Regions from separate parts of the Homo sapiens genome. Here region 2 is linked to region 1. A link is a loop called in an ENCODE intact Hi-C map of the cell type or tissue named here. Cell type or tissue: PC-9. All regions are shown on one strand.

Evidence for each region. A loop is a pair of places that touch in the nucleus more often than their neighbours do. Peaks named below come from ENCODE experiments on the same cell type or tissue, not always from the same donor. Only the 100,000 strongest peaks of a DNase experiment are listed, where the experiment ranks them.
Region 2: a loop joins it to region 1, with 11 times the contacts of the local background. A loop is called at or near these places in 12 of 110 quality-filtered maps.

Annotation. Positions count from the first base shown.
Region 1 is chr7:47,989,672-47,993,671 of GRCh38, reverse strand. All of the region lies in intron 8 of SUN3 (Sad1 and UNC84 domain containing 3), which reads left to right. Among named protein-coding and RNA genes, the nearest start is that of HUS1, 12 kb to the right of the region's middle. RefSeq lists enhancers at 1,498-1,727, 2,913-3,753, 3,754-4,000. In PC-9, a CTCF peak has its summit at 1,730 (motif pointing left); DNase peaks (open chromatin) are centred at 1,441 and 1,721; H3K4me3 peaks cover 1,037 bases; H3K27ac peaks cover 995 bases.
Region 2 is chr7:48,152,593-48,156,592 of GRCh38, reverse strand. No RefSeq gene overlaps it. Among named protein-coding and RNA genes, the nearest start is that of ABCA13, 17 kb to the left of the region's middle. In PC-9, CTCF peaks have their summits at 1,437 and 1,638 (motif pointing right); a DNase peak (open chromatin) is centred at 1,642; H3K27me3 peaks cover 16 bases.

The DNA of each region.
Region 1 (4,000 bases):
TTCCCCTAGTGTACTCCTCCAGCCCCTGGCAACCACTGGTCTACTTTGTCTCAATAAATTTACCTATTCTATACATTTCATATAAATTGAATCATTTATAATGTGTGATCTTTTGTGAATGGCTTCTTTAACTTTGCATACTGTTTTCAAGGTTCATTTATGATGTAGTATGTCTCAATATTTCATTTATTTTTTATTGCTGAATAACATTTCATTGTATGGATATATGACATTTTATTTATCTATTCATCAGTTGATGGACATTTGAATTATTTTCATTTTTTTGGTCATTATGTATAATGCTTCAACAAACATTCATGTACAAGTTTTTGTGTGGACATGAGTTTTTGTTTTCCTTGGGTGTATACCTAAGACTGGAATTCCTAGATAGCATGGTAAATGTAGGTTTAACATTTGAGGCACTGCTAGAAGACTGTATTATCTTTTTGTTCAAGCAATACTCAATGTTTTCACAGTGACTATGTGAACAAAACAGCTCTCAGTTGAGCTATTTAGTGTACTTAAATACTACTTTCTTCCATTTTTTTAAATGTTTCTGAGTGTAATAATTGCTTTACATTTTTTTTTTCTTGAGACAGGGTCTCAGCTCTGTTGCCCAGGTTGGAGAACAATCACAGCTCACTGCAACTTCAAACTCGTGGGATTGTTTTTTAAATTTTTTAGTAGAGATAAGGGTCTTATTATGTTGCCCAGGCTGGTCTCAAACTCCAGGGCTCAGGATCCTCCCGCCTTGGCCTCCCACAGTGCTGGGATTACAGACGTGAGCCACTGGTGCCCAGCCTATTTTTCTTTAATTTGCTTAGTTTTCTGCATTCCTATTACTAAAACTTTCCCAAATTCTTCTTCAGAAGTACAAATATTCCCCCATTATGTTGATTCACATCAGATAACTTATAAATTTCTTCCTTTCTTTATTCCTTCCTTCACTTTCTTTTCATTTATTTTCTTTTTTTTTTCCCAAGATATCCCTCTGGCGCCCTCAGCATTTTGCTCCAGCCTTGTTAGGTAGGCCTGATGCACAACTGTTGTCGTGGGATTTCACTCATGCATCCTGAGGATTCAACTTACTGTCTAATTTATTATTTTTAAAAAGTGTTTCTTCTTTCCCTTTTCTGCTTTTTGTTCCACCTTCTGGAAGATCATATCAATTCACATTTTAACCCCTCTACGGAAATTTTCATTCCTGCTGTCATGATTATACTTTCTGAGACTTCTTGTTTCTATACATATTCCCTTTTTTAGAGCCTATATTTTTTTCTTTTATGAAGGCAGTACCTTCTCTTATGCTTCTGAATATATTAACTGTAGGCTTGTCTCATTTTCTTCTGCTCGCTTCCGGGTCTGGATTTCCTAGCCCCACTTTTCCCCCTTGCGGGTAGCGTCTCTCTGTTTCCTGTACAACACTTTTCTCCCATGTCTGTGATGCTTGTCACATGAATTGCTAGGCGGTGCAAAGCCGGCAGGAAGCTTTGCGCGCACGGTGGGGCTCATCCGTCGTGAGTTTGCAGCGGGAATCATCTGGTCGGGCCATTTCGTCGGGAGTCACAAGTGTGCTATCAGGAGAGCTGACCCTGAGAGGACTCCTGCAGTGCACAGGAGGTGCCAGCCTGGCCCACCACACCATGAGCTGCTGGGGAGAGGAGGGCCGCGGGGTCACCACTTTGTGCAGAGGCCATGCTCTTGTGGGCGGTTCTGGGGCGGCGCCGGCAGTGGTCTTAGAGATGGGAGGAAGAAGAGAGCCCTCTGCTGGGCCAGGCGGGGCTGGAGGGGCGTGGAGGCGTTGTAACTGCTTTTTGAAATGACTGTTAGCTAAGCCGCAGATTTGGGCTCCTTTCCCCCACACTCCCCCTCACGCTTTCACCCACACGCTCCCCACATGGACACCCTCCTCCGGCCTTCCTGGGAACCTGCCGCTTAAGTCCTGCGCTGCTGGGTCCACGTACAGCCCGAGTAGTTTGTGTTCTTTCTCTCCAGGCGCCATTTGGCCATCTTCACTTTTTGGTTTTTCTGTTTGTTTGTTTTGGGGTTTGTTTTGTTTTGTTTTGTTTTGTTTTTTGGTTTTACTGTCTACTCCCACTTTTGCCTTATATAGGTTTATGCCTTCAATTATGATCTTCCCATCTGGAGGAGGGCCCTGGGTTAAACAGCCTGCCTTATATGTCACCCAAATGCCTCTACATTCCATATCTGGAGTTTCAAAACAAAGGGCTGCTGTCCTTTCATAGAAGCCCACACCACCTGCAAGTGGTGTCTCTGAAAAGTTGAGTTTGAGCAGCTAAGTTCCATCTCAGAAAGGTGAACACGTTCATTATTTAGACAAATTATGGGTGAATCCCAAAGGCAGGAATCCTTTAGTAATAAAAACTGCTTCTCATCATTTTCTTCTACATTAAAGAATTTATGAACCAAGTAAAATTAAAACAAGGTGATAAAAGGACTGGGCGCAGTATCTGCTCCTGTGATCCCAGCTCCTTAAAAGGCTAAAGCAGGAGGATCACTGGAGCCCAGGAATTCGAGGCCAGCCTGGGCAGCATGGCCAGACCCCGTTTTTTTGGTTTGTTTTGTTTTGTTGTTTATTTGTTTTTTATTTTAACTTTTATTTTAGGTTCAGAGGTATATGTGCAGGTTTGTTATACAGGCGGTAAGTAGTAATACCCAACAGGTATTTCTCTGCTCCTCTCCCTCCTCCCACCCCCCACCCTCAAGTAGATCTCAGTGTCTGTTGCTCCGCTTTGTGTTCATGTGTTCTCATTATTTAGCTCCCACTTACAAGTGAGAACATAGAGTATTTGTTTTTCTGTTCCTGTGTTAGTTTGCTGTGGATAACGGCCTCCAGCTCCATCCATGTCCCTGCAAAGGACACGATCTTGTTCTTTTTTATGGCTGCATAGTATTCCATCAGATCCTGTTTCTTAAAAAAACCCAACAAGGTGATAAAGGAGGTAGAAATAAAACTAGCACTCCTGTCTTAAGCTAAAGAGAATATATGAGGCTTGAGTCATGTGTACATATGAAGGGGTGGCCTGCCCCTCCCCACCTGTGGGCGTTTCTCGTCAGGTGGAACGAGAGACTTGAGAAAAGAAAGAGACAAAGAGACAAAGTATAGAGAAAGAAGAGTGGGCCCAGGGGACCAGCGCTCAGCATACGGAGGACCCGCGCCGGCACCAGTCTCTGAGTTCCCTTAGTATTTATTGATCATTATGGGGTGTTTCTCGGAGAGGGGGGATGTGGCAGGACAATAGGGTAATAGTGGAGAGAGGGTCAGCAGGAAAACATGTGAACAAATGTCTCTGCATCATAAGGTAAAGAAAAAAGTGCTGTGCTTTTGATGTGCATATACATAAACATCTCAATGCCTTAAAGAGCAATATTGCTGCCAGCATGTCTTACCTCCAGCCCTAAGGCGGTTTTCTCCTATCTCAGGAGATGGGATATTCAATCGGGTTTTACACCGAGACATTCCATTGCCCAGGGACGAGCAGGAGACAGATGCCTTCCTCTGATCTCAGCTGCAAAGAGGCCTTCCTCTTTTACTGATCCTCCTCAGCACAGACCCTTTACGGGTGTCGGGCTGGGGGATGGTCAGGTCTTTCCCTTCCCGTGAGGCCATATTTCAGACTATCACATGGGGAGAAACCTTGGACAATACCTGGCTTTCCTAGACAGAGGTCCCTGCGGCCTTCCGCAGTGTTTTGTGTCCCTGGGTACTTGAGAGTAGGGAGTGGTGATGACTTAACAAGCATGCTGCCTTCAAGCATTTGTTTGACAAAGCACATCCTGCACAGCCCTTAATCCATTTAACCTTGAGTTGACACAGCACATGTTTCAGCCAGCACAGGGTTGGGGTAGGGTTACAAATTAACAGCATCTCAAGGTAGAAGAATTTTTCTTAGTACAGAACAAAATGGAGTCTCTTATGCCTACTTCTTTCTACGTAGAGACAGTAACAGTCTGATCTCTCTTTTCCCCACATACATAT
Region 2 (4,000 bases), 160 kb before region 1:
TGACCCCAGCAGTGGTGTTTGGCACAGTACTTCATTCTTCCTCACCATTTTATCTTACCTCCCCTCCCACCTCTCTGGCCCAACCTTCTCAGTCTCTATCATTTCCTCCTCCTCTTTCCATCCTCTGAACTTCAGAGTGTCCTGGACTCAGCGTTTGCCAGTTTCTCCTCTCACCCACACCTCAGCCAAGCTCATGGCTTTAAATACCATACCACTCATGCACTCACTGCTCCCAAATTTGTACACAGGTCTGATCTCTCCCCTTACCAACATTCACGATGTTGGATGGTCCTGAGCAATCCGCCACATCTCCCTGTCTCACTGCTGAACTCTACTGAAATGCCCACATTTAAATTTGGGCTCCTGTCTCTAGGGCCACAGGCCCTTTGTTGCTATGACCTCTCATCCTGACCATGAGACCTCTCTCCCCCTTTTCTCAGAGACATAGAGAACCCTCAGCTGTTCTTTGACATCCCTGGTACCAAGAGTAACTCCGTGGGACTATCTCTGCCTCAATGACCCCCTGTCATCTCTATTCTACCACTCTCATGCCATGAGAGCACAGATTCCCTGGAAGGCTTTTACCGCCCAGGTCTTCAGGTGGAAGTGGAGCACTAGCCTCCTCTACACTCAGGTCCCAAGTGCTATTTGGGGCTGTGTTGTCTCCACCTTGGAGATAACATGGTAGGGGAGAAGAGATGGGTACAGGGTCCCTCTTAAAACTATTTCCATTCAGTTTTTCCTAATAGTCTCATCCATTTGTATTTTAGACAAATTTATCTAGACTCCTAGAGAGTAAATTTTTTAAAATTTGATAAATATTCTTCCAAATTATCCTGCCTTATATCTGGACCATGACCTTTTTACTTCAAAGCCAAGATTTAAGGTTCTGTTTCCAGTTAGGATGGATTAAGACCATCCCACCCTATCTCCCACTTACTGCAACTAATATGTCTTAAAATAGTATAGAAAAAAGTTATTGAAGAATGTTGAAAAGTAAATAGAAGCAGAGAGACTGCACAGAGAAATCAAACTCAGCAAATAACCCAGATGGCAGTAAATTTTTTTCCCTTTTTCTTAAAATTTGGTTCCTCTCATATTGCCTTACATAGAGTTTGGGGCAACCGAAATCCTGGAATTGTGACATATGGAAAAGGCTCCAAGGGAGAGAAAAAATAAAAACACACACTCTTACACTCACCAGAGAACCTACAAAAGAGTCCCTGCAGTATGGAGCTCTGTCGCGTCTCCCAACCCTAGTTCCGGTGAACACCCATAACAAATCTGGACTCCTGCAGTGGTGGCAGTGGTGATAGCAGCCCCGCAGCCTCCATGACTTGCTGCTTTGCCCTGAAGTGCACGCTGTCATAGGAAGCATGCAACAGCACAGAAACGCTAAAGTACCAGCTTCCTAACTAGGGCACCAGGAAAGAGTGACCCTAAGAATTGCTATGTGTGAGGAACATCACAGAGTAGAAGGAGCTAAAGACGAGAGCCTTTAGATCAATGTGTAAAGTCCTGAGATCATCCGTGAGCTATGGAATGGACAAGAATCAACATAGCAAAGACTTTGAGAACTAAACTACAACATTGAACACTCTCCAGGACCCAGACTGGCCCCTAGGTGGCACACATGTAAAGCAGACAAAATAGCACTGCAACAGCTTTGAAATTAAATTAACATTGAATGCACAGCCTAAAGAAAATGGGTCAAGACTTGCAGAGCAAAGCCAACTAAGTTAACTGCCTGTTAAAATAAAGCAAAACAGGCTGGGCACTGTGGCTCACACCTGTAATCTCAGCACTTTGGGAGGCCAAGGCAGGTGGATTGCTTGAGCTCAGGAGTTTGAGGCCAGCCTAGGAAACATGATGAAACCCCATCTTTACAAAAGCAAAAGCAAAACAAAACAAAACAAAAAAATAGCAAGGTGTGGTGGCACACACCTGAAGTTCCAGCTACTTGGGGGCCACTGAGGTGGATCAACTGATGCCAGGAGGTCAAGGCTGCAGTGAGCAGAGATAGCACCACTGCACTCCAGCCTGGGCTACAGAGTGAGACCCTGTCTCAAAAAAAAAAAAAAAAAAAATCAACATTCCCCCAGAAGATTTTATTAGGACCCAAAATCTTGTAACATAATATTCAAAATATCCAAGAGAGAATCCACAATTATCCAACATACATAAGAGCCAGGAAAACCTTTTTTAAAATTCTCAGAGGAAAAGGCAATTAACAGATGGCAATCCCAAGATAACAGAGATGTTGAAATTATTAGATAAATATTTTAAAGCAATTATAACCATGCTCCATTAGGTGACAGCAAACACTCTTGAAACAATTACACTAATTCCTGGCAAAGAATTAGTGGCTATAAAAAAAGAACCAAATGGAAAATTACGGAAATGAAATATAAAATAACAGAAATAAAAAATTCCCTGGAGAGGCTCAATAACTGAATGTATATGAAAATTAAAGAATCGGGAAGCTAGAAGATAGAGCAATAAAAATCATCTAATATGAACAACAGAGGGAAAAAGATGATTGAGAAAAAAAAGCATAGCCTGAGGAATGTATGAAACCATACCAAAGACTCTAACATTCTGATCAATGATGAGCCTGAAGAAGAGGAGAAAGATATTAGCACAGAAAAAAAAAAAAAAAAACAATAAAGAATACAGTGATGCAAAACAAAAAGAATAATTCATGAAAGAAAAAATTATAATTTGAATTTTTCAAATTCAAACATGAAGAGACATATCAGTGAAGAAGATACACATTAGCAAATAAGACCATGAAAAGATGTCCAACATCACTAGCCATCAGGGAAATACAAATTAAAATCAAGCTGGGATATCACTACACAAGTCTTAAAACAACTAAAATAAAAATTAATGTAAATACCAAACGGTAGCAAGGATGCAGTTAAATTAGATATCTCATACATTGCTGGTGAGATGACTAAATGGTATGCCCACTCCAGAAATAGTTTGGTAGTTGCTTTAAAAATTGAGCATACAGGCCAGGTACAGTGGCTCACGTCTGTAATCCCAGCACTTTGGGTGGATTACCTGAGGTCAGGAGTTCAAGACCAGCCTGACCAACATAGTAAAACCCTGTCTCTACTAAAAATACAAAAATTAGCTGGGTGTGGTGGCACGTGCTTGTAGTCCCAACTACTCAGGAGGCTGAGGCAGGAGAATCACTTGAACCTGGGAGGCAAAGGTTGCAGTGAGCTGAGAGTGCACTGCACTCCAGCTTGGGCAACAGAGTCTCAAAAAAAAAAAAAATTGAACATACAGGCCAGGAGTGATGGCTCACACCTATAATCCCAGCACTTTGGGAGGCCAAGGTGGGCAGATCGCTTAAGCTCAGGAGTTTGAGACCAGCCTGGACAACATGGCAAAATCCTGTCTCTAAAAAAAAAAAAAAAAAATTAACTGAGTGTGGTGGCAGATGCCTGTGGTCCCAGCTACTCAGGAGGCTGAAGTGGGAGGATTGCTTGAGCCCAAGAAGTTGAGGCTGCAGCGAGCTGAGATCACACCACAGCACTCAAACCTGGGCAACAGAATGAGATGTTGTCTCAAAAATAATAATAATAAAAATGAAAACTGAACATACCCTTACCATATAATCCAGCAATCATATTCGTGAGCACTTATTTAAACAATGAAAACATGTTCACACAAGATCCTGTACATGAATGTTCACAGAAACTTTATTAGTAATAGTGCAAAACTGGAAACAACCAAAATTTCCTTCAATAGGTGAATGATTAAGCAACCTGTCTCCATACCAATGAAAATGAATGGATGGCCGGACACAGTGGATCACGCCTGTAATCCCAGCACTTTGGGAGGCCAACATGGCCAGATCACCTGAGATCAGGAGTTCAAGACCTGCCTGGCCAACATATTGAAATCCTGCTTCTATTAAAAATACAAAAATTAGCCAGGCATGGTGGGCGCCTATAATCCCAGCTGCTTGAGAGGCTAAGGCAAGAGA